Regions from separate parts of the Homo sapiens genome. Here region 1 is linked to region 2. The links are chromatin loops, found by intact Hi-C in ENCODE. Cell type or tissue: chondrocyte. All regions are shown on one strand. Each heading gives the region's core, and the rest is flanking DNA. Links, peaks and the distances in the headings are about the cores only. Region 1 overlaps GALNT16 (polypeptide N-acetylgalactosaminyltransferase 16). Region 2 holds the start of GALNT16 (polypeptide N-acetylgalactosaminyltransferase 16).

Region 1 (8,326 bases), core at 204-8,203, 55 kb after region 2:
GAATCATGCCACTGCACTCTAGGCTGGGCAACAGAGCAAGACCCTATCTCTAAAAAAAATTTTTTTTAAATTAACTGTGATCAGTCCGTGTTCGATAGATACTGACTGTGAAATACCTGAAGTACAATGATGGCATGCAGACCTTGACGCTTTGCGCTTGTGACTACAGCAGAAGTGGCACCGACCTGGACCCCATGTTAGCCCAGAGGGTGTTTCTTGGGGCCTCAGTTGCCTTGAGGTTGTCCTGTCTCAGCAGTTCATCCTGCTCATGTCCTTTTCCTCAGCCATAGAGCAGGACCAGGTTGTTTGAGGGACTGGTACCCTGAGCAAGAATGACTTTGTCTCCCGTTAGGTGTGACTGCTGCTGAGGGTCATCAGGACCTTGAGGGTGTCGCTGGCTGAGAGGACCCAGGAAATCTGGTGGTGTGCTGATTTGGTCTGAGTACACAAACTCTTGTATTTTTCTGTTCTTCCATGTTCTTTTGAGCCATAGTCAAGAAGCGCATGTCCAGGCCAAGGAGTGACAGCACTGGGCAAGTCCCTATCTGAGCCACGAGCTGATGCCCTGATCCTTGAGCCAAGGAAGGAAGCGACCTCCAGCCTGAGCTTGTCAGGACTCAGCTGTGTGCCGGGCACCAGAGGCCAGCCTGCTTTGGAGCTGAGGACTCAGAATTGGCAAGAGGGGATGCCAAGGACATCTGAGCCACAAGCTGGTCTGAAGGCACACAGAGAAAGCTTTGTGCTTAGGCTCTGTGGCCAGACAGCCTCAATTTTGGTCCCGGCTAAGCCACTCAGCAGCTATGTGACCTTGGGCATACTATTGTACCTCTAGGCCTCAGTTTCCACCTCTGTAAAATAAGAATAAGAGGAGCATTTGGAGATAGAAATAAGCCCTTGGCATAGCACCCAGTGCACAGTAGACCCTCAATGAGCCGTCAGCATCAGCTCATTCCTGTTGAAGATGCCCAGTCTTCCCCCCATACTCTGGGCTACAGCAGCTGTGGCTGGAAGGATCAGGTAGGGCTTTTGTACCCTTCACAGACTCAGAGATGCTTGATTTGCACTGGCGAAACTGATAAGCAGATGCAAGCCGAGCATCACATATCTCTGGCATGGACCAGCCTCACACTCCCTCCATCCGCAGATGGCCTCTGGGCTGGGCAAAGGGCGGGAAATGGAGACCTGGGGAGCCTGGTGGACCTGGAGAGGACCCTCGGGTCTGAGCAGAGACTGCCTGGAATGGCGGGCCTGATGCCTTGGCCTAGCCTTAGGTAGAGGACCCTGGGTGGCTCAGATCCCTAGGGGAATAAGCAGTGGGCCTCCCTCCACTTTCTTGGTGAGATCACTGGAACCACAAGCACTCATAAGGCCACAGGAACTCTTTCTCAGTGAAACCAGTAGTGTTGGAAAGCTGTGCAGTCATCAGTACCCCTGGAGGAGTCATATTAGGATGTGTTGGGAAATCTAACTGGAGGCCTTAGGTGGGTTTCCCCAGGCAGCTCCTATCTCGTGTTCTGGATATGTAATTAAACTAGGGCCTCCCAGGCCTGTGGGACAGAAGTGTTGCAAGGTAGTGGATTTCCATAGTAACCATGGTGGCTCTAGCTGAGTTTCAGTTGGCTCTGCTGATGGTGAAGTTCCTGGTCAATACAAATATAGGCCAAAAACCAGACTCGCGGTTAGCCTTCCTGGGAACGGGGTCAGAGGAGATAGCCTTTAAGGTCCCTCGTAGTTCCAAGATCCTGTGATTAGCCCCTCACCATCATGAGTTTGTACAAAGCAGCGGCTCTCAACTTGGTAGCACATTGGAACTGCCTGGAGAGCTTTAAAAACATCTGATGCTTTTGTCCCACCTCCAGAGATTCTGGTTTAGTTGGTCTTGGGTATGGCCTGGACATCAGGCTTTTTGCCATCTTCCCACGTGATTCTAATGTGTGGCCAAGGTTGAGAACTACTGACAAAAAGGCAGACAACGTATATAATAATAGTTAATAACAATTCGTTAGTTAATAATAATAATCACAATTTATGTGCCAGGCACTGTGCAAAGCACATTATATGCATTGCATTCTTGATAATTTCCATTTTCCAGATGAAGAAGAAACATGTTCAGAAAGGGAAGTGACTTTCCAAGGCCAGAGAGCAGTAAGAACTGCCATTCTATACCAGAGCCATGAGAGTTCAAAGCCCTGGCCAGTCACTTCTATAATTGCCACTTTTGAGGCAATGTGCAGCAGAAGATGGGGACATGTCTGGAGCAGACTCCTGAGGGACCCTTGATACTCCACTCAGGCCTCCCCTGTACCCAACCTGAGGTTCCTGGCCCTGTGCAACCTGCAGCACCTTGTCTGGTTGGATGAGACCACTGGCAGCCCAGTGGGGTTGGCTACTTCCTGAGGCAGGCTCAGGGAGGCCCTGTGGAACCCTCCTTTTCATTTGGAAGAGTTGGAACCTGAGACCTTGAGCTCAGAGATGTCGAATTATGTGCTTAGCTTCCCAGCTCTCATAATGAATGGCAGTCTTTCAACTTGGGACAGAGAATCAGGTAAGATTTTACTCCCAGGGGAGTGGGGAGTGGTTGGAAATCACATTTTATTCACCAGGTGTTTTTGGTTTATAGCAGACTCAGGAAAAAAGTCAGGGGCCATCCATAAAATAGGGCCAGAGCCTTTTTACTTGCAGTTTCATTGAAATTTAGTGAAAGGTAAACCCAGCAGGTACCTGTTTTACTGGCAGTAAAAGAAAATTGGGCAACAATTATTTAAAATGAGTCAGAGCTGTTTAAATCTAAAATTTAGGGGTATGTGTATGTTTTAAAAGAAAGTTTACAAGGCTTGGAGATTTGGACTGAACTGTTTTTGATGAAAATGACATGGAAAATATTTTCCTTTCTTATTTTAAACCTTCTTCTTTGCTGTTTGTTTCCTAAATTTAGCAGGAAGCAATAAGCAAATCTAGCTGGAAAAAAAAACTGAAGCAAGTTAGGGAAGTTTCAAGGTCTAATCGAAATGATAGACTGAAAATAAAGCTGTCCAAGGTGAGACAGTAATTCTTCCCATTTTATAGAAAAAAGTCATTATTTCAACTTAAACCATTTCAGATGTGATTGACCTATTGGACACGGAAGTGCTGGATTTGGCACTCCCTAAAAGTACAAAGACTGGGGAGGGAGGCAACTGTCTAAACATCAGCCAAGAACTCTCAGCAGGAGGCTGGAAGGATGTGGGAGGCTCGTCAGCCTGTCACTCACCATCTCCCCAACCTTCCTTCCTCACCATGGCAACACCAGGGCTTCTGGAGCCATGGTCCAGATGGAACCCCCAGTCTCAAAGCCTGAACACCGCCCTGCCTGCTGGGGAAGGCTGGGAATGCCCCACCCAACTCTAGACTTAAGCCACTGGCCAAATGCCAAAGACGGGCCTGATATTTTGGAATGGAGTGTTGACACCAGTGACTGTCATTGTTGTCAGTGACTCACTTGTTGGGTTTTGGGTTTGACTTTGTTTTTTACTTGTGGAGAATGATTTTCTATTTATTGGAAGAACTGCAGGACTGATATCTCTGAACTTTTGGTCACTAGAGAAGAACACCCAACTCAAATCAGTTTTTAAAAAAAAAAATATGTAGGTAGGTAGGTAGATAGATACTTTACATCTCTTGGTTCTGATTGTTTCTTCTTGGTTCATTTTTCAGACAAGGTTTCTCCATGTGATGGACAAGAAGATTCTCATTTTGCACGCTTGGCAGTGCTGGCAAAAAAAAAAGTTCATTGTATAGAAAAGTCTCAGGGAAGATTCTGATTGGCCCAGATCAAATCAAATGACCATTCCTGAACCAATCACTGTGTCTAGAGGTGCAGTAATGAGATTGGCCTAGCCAGGGTCTTGTGCTCACCCTTGTGGTGGTGCTTGGGGTGTTGGTGGGACAGGGGACAGTGAATGACAGTCCTGCCAGAAGCCTATGAGTGGGGAAGAAGATCTCCAAGACAGGCAAACTACCATACGCCGGCTTGGTCCACCTCAGTCTCAAGTATTGTATTTGGCCAAGGGTGCAGGGATGGTGGGGAAAGGAGGAAGGAGAGGCTTGAGATTACACATGTATTCAGTAGCTATTGTTTTTGAGTGCCTACAATCACCAAGGTTTTTCTCTGGGCTTTGGGATTCAGCATGAGACAAAACAGAAAACCCCTGCCCTAGTGAAGCTTATAATCTTGTGGGGAGAGGTAGCCAAAACCCTAAAATAAATAAGTAAAGCACATATAGACTGTGAGATTGCAATGAGTGCCTTAGGAGAAGCAAAACACTGCAGGAGGGCAGGGAATGAGAGGGTCGGGTTGGGGTCACAGAGTTACATGTGGTGGTTGGGGAAGGCTCACAGAGGAGGTGAGGTTTGAGCAGCGTCCTGCAGGAGGTTTGAGCAGGGCCCTGCAGGCCCTACACAGAGGAGCCTTCCACAGAAAGAGAGTGTGGCTGGAGCAGAGCAAGTAAGGGGCAGCAGTGGAAGCAAGTTCAGCAAGGTGACACCTGCCCAGAGAGCGCCTCAGGCCATTGTGAGCTTGGGGGCTTGTAGTCTGTGAGGGGGGGGGGCACTGAAGGTCACGTGATGTATCACAGGGTCCCATTTGTTTGCTGTTTTCTCTCCATTTGATTATAGGTCCTTTGAGAGCAGGGACAATATTTAGGTATTCATTCATTTACTTATCTATTCCTTGATTCAGCAACCACCTGTTGAGTACCTACTGTGTGCCAGGTGCAGGGAGCCCCATGAGGAAGAGCTCACCATCTAGTGGAAAAGAAAGAGAAGTAAAGCACAAATGTCAGTGTCATGTGACATGTGCCCCTGCTTGACATAAGAATTCCACCAACAACCCAAAATACTTTCACTACCCCCTCCAGAGAGGGCAGCCAAGCTAGTCCCATCTAGTGGCTCCAAGCCCAGGATCTCCAGTCTCTTGAGCTGGTCCAGATATAGCTCCTCATGGTCCTGCAGCCAAGTGCCAAATGATGCATTTACTCCCTCGCCAATACACTTAGTGAGCAACATGGATGGAATGCAGGCTAGCAGCAGCACAGTTCCCCTTTAGAAGAGGGGAGGAGGGAAACAGCATCCACTGGTCACACGACATCTGCAGACTCCTGCTCCAGTGGGAGTCAGGGTGGGGTGAGGTTCTGTGGTCAGTTCTCCAGCTCCGCTCTGAGCTTGGGGTTGGCGGTTTCTTCTTTCTGATCCTCCATGGCCAAGCCTGGCATGGGATGGGGCATGAAAGGGACCAGATGCTTGGATTCCTGTTCTAGGGGTTATGTTGCCTTTTGTTTATTTCCACATTCCCAGCCTCTTACCCAGTGTATGTACATAGTAGGTTTTCACTCAGTATTTGCTGAGTTAATACCAGTGTTGTTAAGTACACTGCCTATGAATACACAGGGCAGACATTGAATCAGGCTATGGAGCATGGGAGGGCATCAAAGACGATTTTGTGAATTCATGACTTGGGTGGAACTGCTCATCTCGGCAACAGGGAATGCAGGAGAAGCAGCAGCTTTGGGATAAGTGGGGAATTTGTTTTGAGATGCCAAGTTAGGGGCACCCGTGGGACATTCAAAGACCTGAAGTCTCAAGATCAAAGAATGGGGCTAAAGGCAAAAGGAGGAGTTCAAGAGCTGGAAGGAAATGATTATGATCTGGGCATGGGAACTGGGGTTACATATCGGAAGTAGAACGGCTCTGGGTGGTGACCGGGGCGAGGCCAGAGAGAGCTGAGGAGAGAGGAAGTGAAAGCCCTTCAGAGGTCATGGAATTGTGGCCAGGAGCCACAACCTACCCTTCCTCAGGATCCCCTTCACTTCACTGGCTCAGGGCCAACTGACATTTCAGCTCCAACCCCAAGGAACAGCAGGGTCATCCTGAAAGGAGAGCTAAGGCCTCTGGGCCTGTTGTTTCCATGACACCTGTCTCACAGGTGAAGAGTCAAACCCCAAACCCTGATACCACCTGGAGCGGGGTTGGACCACCCAGAGAGTATGGCTTGTGGAAGGGAACAGCAGACTTTACTTTTCCCAATAGCATCTTTGAGGATGTGTAACTCAATTTCGAGGCCTTGGGAGGAACCTCTCTAGAGAGCCTGGGCCTGAGCAGACATTCTTCCCCAACAGTCTCCATGGCCCTGAGGAAGCCTTGAATGAAGTGGGGAAGGCAGCAGGCTGGGGCAGGGGGAACTATCTCAGAAACCTTACTTCTGCTTCCTGGCACATAGGAGGCGCTTGGTGGAGCTTTGTTGAATGAATGCATGCATGAATGGATGAGTGAATGCAAGCATTCATAAACAAATGAATGCATGTTTAGGTGATTCAGAAGGGTGCCCCAGTGCCTGGTAGATGGGTGACTGTCAGTCAATGTTCACTGGGCAATGAATGAGTGTGGGATGAGGACTCAGAGGTTTCCTGAGCCCACAGAGTGGCCGTAAGTCCTAAATAAACAAACATGGCTATTTCCCACAGCTGACCTGGAGGATAACGAAGTGCATACTCTCCCTTTGGGAGCTTCAGCAAATCATCCCTCTGCAGTTTTTCTTTAATTTTAGCTCCTTTGCCATCAACTGGAGGCTCCGTTCCATTTCCCTGACCTAGAGCTAAGAGGGCATCCATCGCTCTCCCAGGTGGGAAGGACAAAAAGAATCACTCTCCCTTTCAGAGTTGGATGGCTTGGATCCTTCTGGCGATCCAGGGCCCAAGCCAGAACATTCCTTTTGTCCCTCTCTCCCTCCTTCCTTCCTTCCATCTTCCGTCTTTCCTGAAATGGATTTTGAGTTCACTGGGGGCTCCGCCACATCTGTTCAGTCTCTGGCATGGCACCACCTCAGTGTTCCACACAGCAGCCACAGCAGTGTTACCATCATGAGCATCTGTGTCTAGCATGGGGTGGGCCCAGTGGACACGAGGACATCTCCCTCACTGTTCTGCCCTCAGGGAACCTCCAACTGGCTCCTAGGACAGGAGGCAACCCTAGAAGGTAGTATCGCTACAGAGTGGCAGCAGTTCAGGAGATCAGAGCTCCCCGGACCCTGGGCATGCCTGTCCAGTGAGGTCGGGGGCTAGGCTCTCAGGGGAACATAGAGGCCCTGAGCTGCTGGTGACAGTCCCAGTGTCATTCCACACAGCGATCCACTCCCCACAGGTCTAGCTGCCTTGCTGGGACCATCCCTCTAGGACTAGGCCTGTGATAGCATCCTCATGCAAGAGTTTTGTGAGTGGGCAATTCTCACCCTCCTTTCTGCTTCCTCTGGGGCCCCAGCTTCAGCCCAGGGCTGATGGTTGGGCGGAAAGTTGGAGTTGGGATGTACCCACAGTTGATGATATTTCATGGCACTCTGGAGAACATCCAGCCAGCAGTTTGGTTCAAGTAATGAGATGTCAGGGTGCTTGCATCCATCTGTTAATTTCAGATGTGTCCTTCCCCAGTGTCTGTTGCTGGAGACTCTGGGAGCACAGGGTAGGGTGTGGCCATGAAGGAACGGGATGGGCAATGGCATCTGCCATCCATCACTGCCCAGCACTTAGTGCCTGGGGACCAGTGGATCTTACAGGGGCCATTTCAGGAGCAAGCAAAAGTCCCAGAGAAGATGCATCACTGTCTGAGCACTTGAGTTCTGGTAGCTCTGGCATCAGCCTGCAGGGGTTTGCTGTCCTTACAGGTAGTTCTTTATGCAGCAGATTGTCCAAGCCCTGGTGTTTTACTGATCGGGTGCCTCATATAATGCCTAGGCCAGGGCTAGGCCCAAGTTTCTGCCTAGGAGACTGTCAATCTGCAGGCGCTTGGCAGCATCCATTCTGGTTTGTAGTCCCCTCAGGACACCTTGCCTTAGAGGTCTGGTGCACTCCAGGACTCACCCCCCCAATATCCCGCAAAGAACATTGGTTAAGAGCATGGGCTTTGGAGTCGGAATGACCAGTTTAAATCCAGACCTTGTGACTTAATAGCTCTGACCCTGGATGCTTTTTAAAAAGCCTCTTGATGGCCGGGCGCGGTGGCGCATGCCTGTAATCCCAGCACTTTGGGAGGCTGAGGTGGGTGGATCACTTGAGGTCAGGAGTTCAAGGCCAGCCTAGCCAACACCACGAAACTCCACCTCTACCAAAACTATGAAAATTAGCTAGGCGTGGTGGTGCGCACCTGTAATCTCAGCTACTTGGGAGGCTGAGACAGGAGAATCGCTTCAACCTGGGAGGCAGAGGTTGCAGTGAGCCAAGATCTGCACTCCAGCCTGGGTGACAGAATAAGACCCTGTGTCAAAAAAAAGAAAAAAAAAAGAAAAAAAGAAAAAAAAAGA
Region 2 (8,326 bases), core at 124-8,123:
GGAGGAAATGCAAGTTCAAAGTGGCACAGTTGGTGAGACCCCCCCACCCCAGGACATCTTATATCCCTCCTTTTATGGATGAGAAAACGGAGAACTGTGGGCAGGGAAAGTGAGACTCCTGCATACAGAAATTCAGACCACACTGCAGATTTCCCAGTGGCCTCAGAAGCCCTGTACTCGTACCCAGACACAAGCGTTGAAAATGGCACAGGACTTAAACCGAGCTTCACCACTTACTTGCTGTAGGATTCCAGGCAAGTTGAGTAGCCGTTGAGCTTCAGTGTCATCATCTGCAGTTGGGGATATGATCATCCTTAGCTCAGGGTTGTAGGGGCTTTAGAGACAGTATAGGTGACAGTACCTGGTAGGTACTGAGTAAACTGCAGCTATTATGATGACTCTTGTTTTCACAGTTCAAAGTATGTGAAGAAACAGTGAATTCCTTAGGTGTTGCTTTGATTCTGTGATGCTGCTGGAGTCCATTCCTAGTACCAGAGAGGAAACAACACTCATTGTCATTTCTGAGCATTGAAACCTATCCCAGGGAGGGCCAGTTCTGCACCCACTTGGGATTACAATCTGAAACGAAGACCACAGACTGTAGCCAAGGTGGCAATTCCTGGTCTTTAGCTCTGCCAGAGTGCCTATGGCTTCAGGCACATTACTCCACCTCTGTCTATGTGGAATTCCTGTCAGTCAAATGAGCATGGCAATTACTTGCTGTCTTACCCCCACCCCACCCCCATCATCCCCCAGGGAAGTGCCCAACTAAGGAACAACTGTGGTGAAGTCATCTAGAGAGGCTACGCTTCACTTCTGTGCAGTCTTTCTGGTGGTGGGGGCCAAGCAAACCTTCTCTCAGGGACAGAACTACCAGGAGTGACCATTTGGGGCAGATATATAGCATCCTCACCACTGAGCCCTGGGCAGTAAGTGGTGAGATGTGAGAAACCCTGCCACATTCCAGCCCATCCCACCCCTCCCTCCTTCCCCCCATGGAGCCTTCCTTTTGGAGTCACCAGAAGCCCCAACTGTCTGGTTTCAGTCAGCATGGTCCAGCTTCATCCCCGTGCCGAGGGGTGAGTTTGGAGCCTTTTACCAGGAGGTGATAGGTGATGTGATGTCTTCGAATCCCACATCCAAAGGCAACTAGAGATGCACAGACCAGGCTGGGATGAGGGGAGCAGCCTATGACAACAGGGCTACTCCCCAAGTTTTCACCTGGCTCACCTGAGAGATGTGTGAAAATGGGGGCACCAGGAGGGTAGTTCCCTTACATTTTCTTGGTTGACCTGAGAGGCCTGTGGAGCCTGATTCCCAAGGAGCAAGGTCTTTCCTGGCCTCCCACAAATGGCACCGCTGGATCTGCCCCATGATTCCTGCGGAAACCAGATGGAGGTTTGGCAGTGGTTTTCTCCATCTATGCAAACAAGCCCTGGCCCCTGGCGCAGTCTTATTAAACTCCCCAGGGGAGAGAGACCTGGGAGAGCATCTGGCGTCTCCAGACTCCTGCCCCTGTTGTGACTGCCACACCTTATGCCTGAAATTCCCTGCTACTTGTGTAGACCCTTTGTGAGGCCCTCTTTGTGCATTCTCTTCTTTCTAGGTCCCATTCCTGCGTGGGTCACTTTTGGACTTGTCTAAGTGTCATCGTAATTAGTCTTCTGAGTGAGGATATCGTATTGCAGTAATGACCCTGGGTTTTCCTCAGCAAAAACCCAACTAGGGTTTCTTCACCTCAACAGAAATGTATTGAGCATCTATTATATGTGCGGTTCAGTCTCGAGTGCTGGAGAAATGGAGAAAAGCCACCTGATTTTACTTCTATCTGTCAGGGTGGTGCTCATGGGATGCTTGTGGGGGGGCATGATGCTGTGACTTCAGTTTGCCTGATTCCCCAGATGGCTTCATTTAGAGGCTGGACCCTATGTGGGTCTTCGGAGTAGCCATGGTGTCCAGCAGTGCCAGCAGGAAGCAGACTCCTCAACAACTCTGCCCCGGCATTCAAGGACCTCCTGAGTTCAGACTCACCCAGCCTGGCCAACCTCAACTCCTATCAAATCCTAGGCCCCCTGCAACGCCTGGCAGCTCTCTCTCTTGAACACATCAAGCTCTTCCATCCTCTGGATTTTTGCAAGGCCTATTTCTGCAGTCTCTCCCCTGTCCTCACCTCCCCCTTCCTTACCTCTTAAGTGATTCATCCACCTTTCTGAGAGCTTTCCCAAAGGCCACCTTACAATAAATTATTTCTTCCTCTGTTGGATCCCTACTTTGTTGTTACACATCTATTCATTGAGCGCTCTGTGCCCGACACTGTGCTGGTTTCCTAAAACTCATCCAAGCCTCTTGCTTTCTGCCTGGAGTGAAGAGTAGTTCACGTTCTGATTCTCAGTGCCTCTAGGGCTGGAGCGGAATCTTAATGTCTGTGTCCTCGTCTCTCACCACCGCGTTTTGCACTTTGTCGAAAGGTGTCAGATGGTGAGATGGCTTCTAGACTGGGCTCTGCCCACTAATTAGCTGTGTGGCCTTGGGAGAATCATCCGGCCTCTCTTGCTGCCCTTCTTTCCGATGAAATAATGCTGACGATGATATTTCAGGGTTGTCCAGGGGTCAATGAGGCGGGATAGAGGGAAGCATCGTGAAATCTGGGAGCCCCAGGCCAGCGAAAAATGTGGAAGGGCCGTACCCGCACTCTCCTAGCACTGGGTGTGAGGCAGCGTCGTTTCCCCTTCGCGCTCTTCGAATGTCAAGTGCACCAGCTTCCAATCCCTCCTCTGGGCGGGCCCGGTCTGGCTAATCTCAGCTGCAGATTCCAGTACAAACTCAGGACTCTCCCCCGCCCAGCCGCCCCTACACAAGGACTCGCCGAACACACCTTGAATCCCGCGCCAGAGCGCAGCCCGGAACTGCAGCTCGCGGCGCGGGCCCAGGTCGGGGGTCGCGCGTCTCCAGTCGGTGACTCAAGGCCGCTCGGTCCGGGGGTGGGTGTGGGTCGGCAGGACCGACCAGGGCCGCGCGGGGGCAGCTGCCGGGCGTTCGGTCACCTAGCGGTGGGAGCCGAGGCTGGCTTTGGCCAGTCGCCATTCCGCCGCGGGCGTCTGTCTCGCCGGGTTCCCGGGCGCGGGAGGAAGGCCCGCGCCGCTTCCCACTCGGCGCGCTTCTCTCCCAGTGCGCAGTGGCCTGGTGGGTCAGCCGGCGGCGGCTGGAGCGCGGGGCCGGCCCTGCGCACGAATGAATGGGCGCCCGGGGGACGCGCGCGCTCGGGGCTGAAGGGCATTAGGACCGTGAGGATCGCTCCGCGATCCTGTCTCTCCCTATCACCCCCCCGCCCCCCCACCTCTCTCCTTTTTCTGCTCTGCAGGACTGAGCAGCTAGGCGCGAGCGAAAACAAACAGCTGGGGCTGCGAGCGCCCCCGCCCCGGCCCCGAGAGCACGCCGGCCCAGTCCCCCACCTGGGGCGCCCGTCTGCCCACCATGAGGAAGATCCGCGCCAATGCCATCGCCATCCTGACCGTAGCCTGGATCCTGGGCACTTTCTACTACTTATGGCAGGACAACCGAGCCCACGCAGCATCCTCCGGCGGCCGGGGCGCGCAGAGGGCAGGCAGGAGGTCGGAGCAGCTCCGCGAGGACCGCACCATCCCGCTCATTGTGAGTACGCCCCGAGCGTCGGCCGGCCGGCTAGGGAGCCGCGGCGCGCGTCCAGACCCTGCGCGGCGGCCGAGGGCGCGGGGCCCGGCCAGGGCTGAGTGCCCGCTGCGCCGGGCCGGCTTTGTATATGTTGGAGCATTCCTGCCCGTTGTTATGGCAACCTCTGCCGGGCGGCGGGGCTGGGGCGCACCGACTAAGGGAGGGTGACAGAGGGTGGGGGCTGGGAGAAAGTGCTGCAAGTTTGGTGGGCCCGGCGTGCGCGCGCGGCTGGGAACGTGGCGGCTCTCCCGGCTCTGCGCTGCCGGGGCCGGGAGTCTGGGGGCTGCGGGAGCCTCGTGTGCCCCGGAAGGCTGCCGGGCCCAGCGCGCGGCGAGCGGGCGGTGGGAACCACTCGCAGCCGAGCGCGTAGGTGGCAGTGCGCAGCCCCTCTCCAGCCTTCTGGGGGCAGAGGACATCGGGTGGGGGCGTGGGTAGGGGAAGGCTCTCTAGGCGCTGCGCCTGGCTTCGAACCCCCTTCTGAGCCGGGTCAACTTGAACCCGCTTCTTCGGCGCGGACACCCAGCTTCCCCGGAGTTCTCTGGGTTGAGGAGAGGTCTCGCACTGTACGCGTCTCTCACTCCCAACCTTAGGGTCCGCCACCACGGGTAGGTGGGCAGTGTCAGCGCCCGAACTTGGCGATACCCTTGCATGAAGTCAGCCTCGCGACATCTAAGCGGGCAGGGAAACAAAGGCAGTGTGGCACAGCGGGGGCGGCGGCGGGGCTGCGGGGGCCCTTGGCGCTCTGGGGACCCGGGCGGGGGCGTGCGGAGCCGCAGCCGCCCTGCAGGGGGCGATCCTGTCGCCGTCTCCGTCCGAGCCCCAGGTGACAGAGCTGTGCGTGGCCAGGCAGGGGCACCTGTTGAGGCGGGAGGCTTTGGCACCCGCCGAGAGTGCGCTCGAGCGGGCGCATTCTTCCAGACGGGGGCGGTTGGTGGACGAGAGCCTCGGACGACCCTCGGGAACTACCAGGGCGGGGCAGCCTGGCCGGATGAGGACCAGGAAGAGGAGAGCCGAGTGGGGCGGGGGTAAAGGAGTGAGGAAGCGTGGCGATTCCGACAAGGAAAGATCTGGGCCTGGGGGTGGAGGGGTGAGGAGATCCGCGGGGGAGGTGCAAGGTCCGGAGGGCTGAGGCTTGTGTGGAGCCGAATCCGAGAAACGCATCCAGACGCGGATCTGAACCCCAGGAATATCGGGAAGTTCATTGGAGAGTGTCCCCTCATATTCCCATCCTGCCCCAGATTCCGAGTCCCCTGCAAAGGAAACATTATTTCAGGGCTTTGCCTGAGGAGACCTGGGGCGGGGGGGTGAGGTTGTGGGTTTTGTCCTAGATACCAGTCTGGGTGAACTCTCTGGGGGCAAGCCTGATTAGGTGCACTGTTCCCTTCTGGGCTGTTCTCCCAGGACACTGTTTCCAAAGCACTTGTCGCCCTTTGGACAGAAAACTGATAAGGAAAAGCCTCCTGTGCTGAGGCCCCAGAGTGTTGTGATCTGAGCAGAGGGACAGGTTGGAGCTGGAACTGTCCAAACCAGCAGTGGCCTCCAGACCCCAGGGAGCTTCCTCTCCAGGAGCCCAGGCTGCCACATTCATACTCAGTGGCAGGAAGAGCCCTAGTCTCAGGCAAGGCAGGCTGGCCAGATGCTCTGTCCCTCTTTCTGGTGAGGCGATGAGAAGAGGGTCTGAGTTGGAAGGGGCGGAGAAAGAGGCTGGGCAGGGAGGAGAGGAGGGAAGAGAGCACAGGAGACTGCTGCTCAGAGCCTCTGCTTTGGAACCCGGAACCTGAACCCTGACCTGGCCCATGCACCTCTCTCCTGCTCCTTCCAGAGTCCTGTAAGATGCACTGGGAGGGCCGCTCACATTTCTCAAGAGTCCCAGAATGGTGTAGGGGACCTGCTGGAAGGATTCAGCACTCATTTTGAGGGGTGGGAATTGGAGGTCATGAGAATCACCAGTAAACATCCTCTTGTCCCTGCTTATTCCCACAGGGTTTGACTTGCTGCAGGTAAGAAAAGGTCTCAGAGCGGGAAGCTAAGTTTAAAGTATGAAGGAGTATCAGGGAGATACCTGGGAGCTGGGAAGTGAAGGTGCAGGAAGAAAGGGAGAATGGAAGTCCCTGGGAGTGGCAGAGCCTTCTGTGGCCACTTAGGGGCACAGCCAGCTCCCTCTTTGTTCTTAAGCTTTAGATGCCTGTTCCACCAGCACTGACCCCCCCGTCAGGCACCACTTTTGACAACTGCCTTGCATTGTTTCATTGTATTCCTCTCTTCCAGTTATTTCTTCCATGTGATTTGCAGCTGAATGTAAGTGATGCATGCGGGAACTGTGCTGGAAGCTCCTTGCATCCCCACATTGATGCACACAGCAAGATTTCTTTTTTTCTTTTTTTTTTTTTTGAGATGGAGTCTCACTCTGTCACCCAGGCTGGAGTGAGGTGGCATGATCTCGGCTCACTGTAACCTCCACCTCCCGGGTTCAAGCGATTCTCATGCCTCAGCCTCTCGAGCAGCTGGGATTACAGGCATGCGCCACCACTCTCAGCTAATTTTTGTATTTTTAGTAGAGATGGGGTTTCATCATGTTGCCCAGGCTGGTCTCAAACTCCTGACCTCATGTGATCCATTCACCTCAGCCTCCTAAAGTGCACAGCAAGGCTTCTTAAAGGAGTGAAATAGGATTCTCACCCATTTCTGGGGGCAGTCAATGCTTCACATCCCCCTAATATTATTGTATTATATTCATATCTCCTTAATATTTTATTATCAACTGTAACCTCTAAGTAAGGAGGTGGCTCTAAGTAAGGAGGTGGGGGATGTACGTTCAAGCTTCTGCAGGCATTGAATGCTTTGTTCAACTTAAAAGGGGCAGGTGCAGCTGAGGATTTACTTTCTCCCTGCAATTTGTGGTAACCGCTTATTCAGAAACATTTCTCTGTCTAGTTGGGCCAGGATGCTGCATGTGGATTTTCAGATTCTTAGAGAATGATGTGGCTAGCCCTGCTGTCAGAGGCTGGCAAATTCAGACAGGCGTCATCATTGCTCCCTTGGGGAATCAGAGAGCTGAGCTGGGAAAGGGAGGGTCTGCAGAAGCGCCTGGACCTGGAGGCAGCTCTGCTTTCACAATGTCTGGACTATTTGAAGCCAGCCAAGTTGCTTCTGGACCTTGGAGATGCCTGTTTGGCATTACAGGGTGTCGGCATGGCAACCGTATGGCCAGATTTCTCAAGAAGGTCCTGATTTTTAATATTCTGTCCTGCTGTCGGCCCAAGTGTCACCAATTTTGATGTGAAAAATTTGGCTATGGAATCTGTAAAGCTAAAGGGAGATACTGATTCCATCCCTATATGGCTGCTTACGATGCGGCAAGGTTTGTGATTTTTCCATGCTGTACCCGATGCAGCGAGGCAGTAGATTTGGGGACATCCCCTTGAATCTACACTGATGCACGCTGGGACAGGACAGCAGCCAAACTGGGAGGCAGGGCTGACACAGCCGGCCTTGAGTCTTCAGTCCTCACAGTTGGCGAGAACATTTGTGGTTGTTTTGGTTTGGGACTTAGGTTTTCCATATGCCAGTTCACTAACAGGCATGGGTGGGAGGCTAAGGTGTTATATGGAATTTCACTTTACATTTTTTAAAAAGACTACTCATTTTCGGTATAGGTGCACTCATTTGTGTCAACAGTCTCCTATTTAGAACTGTGAAAGATTTAGGCAAGAATTTCTTAAACCGGAGTTTCTTAGCCTGAAATTGGGATACTACTGAATGACCATGGACACAATACTTAACATCTCTGGACCTTGGTTATTTTGTCGGCTGAAATTGAGTTAAATGATTTGCAAGGTTTGTTGATCCTGAGATAAGCAGATGATAGCTCCATTTCTAGATGTAAATACATGGCTTTAAGGGGGAGTTCTCCTGAAAGGTGTTGTGAAGTTTCTGCTTATGGAGGAACATGCTCCTGTCAGTGGAAGGTCCCACAGGAACCCTTGAGGCCTCGCAGGAAGCCCCCACTTACCTAGCAGAAGGGGATGCAAATGATGGCTTTTCTGGTAGTGTTCTCAGAGAGCGGATGCTTTAATAAGATCTAAAATAATTTATATTTTATTTATAATGTGTGCATTTTGGAACTGTGGGAATATGATTTGCCTAAATATAATAACAGAAAGTGATTTTGTATTTAATTGGTTTAGGTACCACACTTGAGAAAGAGAGTGAGGAGGAAGAAGCACAAACACCCACAATTCCCTTTGTCAAAATGTTCAGATTTTTTTCTTTTCTTTCTTTTCTTTTTTTATTTTCTCTTTTCTTTTTCTTTCTTTTTTTTTTTGGACACAGGGTCTCACTCTGTCACCCAGGCTGGAGTGCAGTGGCACAGTCATGATTCACTGCAACCTTCACCTCCTGGGCTCAAGCGATTCCCCTGCCTCAGCATCCTGAATAGCTAGGACTACAAGTGTGTGCCACCACACCTGGTTGATTTTTATATATTTTTGTAGAGACAGGGTCTTTCCATGTTGTCCAGGTTGGTCTCAAACTTCTGGACTCAAGGGGATCCTCCCACCTTGGCCTCCCAAAGTGCTGGGATTACAGGCGTGAGCCACTGCGCCCAGCCAAAAATGTTCAGATATAAAGGGCCTGA

Evidence for each region. Hi-C counts contacts between places; a loop is a spot of excess contacts. Peaks named below come from ENCODE experiments on the same cell type or tissue, not always from the same donor. Only the 100,000 strongest peaks of a DNase experiment are listed, where the experiment ranks them.
Region 1: a loop joins it to region 2, with 4 times the contacts of the local background. A loop is called at or near these places in 13 of 110 quality-filtered maps.

Annotation. Positions count from the first base shown.
Region 1 is chr14:69,312,201-69,320,526 of GRCh38, forward strand. The region is part of intron 1 of GALNT16 (polypeptide N-acetylgalactosaminyltransferase 16); the gene reads left to right. Among named protein-coding and RNA genes, the nearest start is that of GALNT16-AS1, 56 kb to the left of the region's middle. In chondrocyte, for the core only: a CTCF peak has its summit at 4,793 (motif pointing left); DNase peaks (open chromatin) are centred at 1,191 and 5,041.
Region 2 is chr14:69,256,817-69,265,142 of GRCh38, forward strand. It overlaps GALNT16 (polypeptide N-acetylgalactosaminyltransferase 16), which reads left to right and starts at 3,342. Exons shown (of 15, transcript NM_001168368.2): 1 at 3,342-3,651. The coding sequence starts at 3,475. GALNT16-AS1 (GALNT16 and EXD2 antisense RNA 1) reads right to left here and starts at 3,711. Exons shown (of 4, transcript NR_184249.1): 1 at 3,474-3,711; 2 at 238-485. RefSeq lists a silencer at 4,388-4,447. In chondrocyte, for the core only: CTCF peaks have their summits at 3,029, 3,229 and 4,489 (motif pointing right); DNase peaks (open chromatin) are centred at 2,875, 3,418, 3,838, 4,605 and 1 weaker place.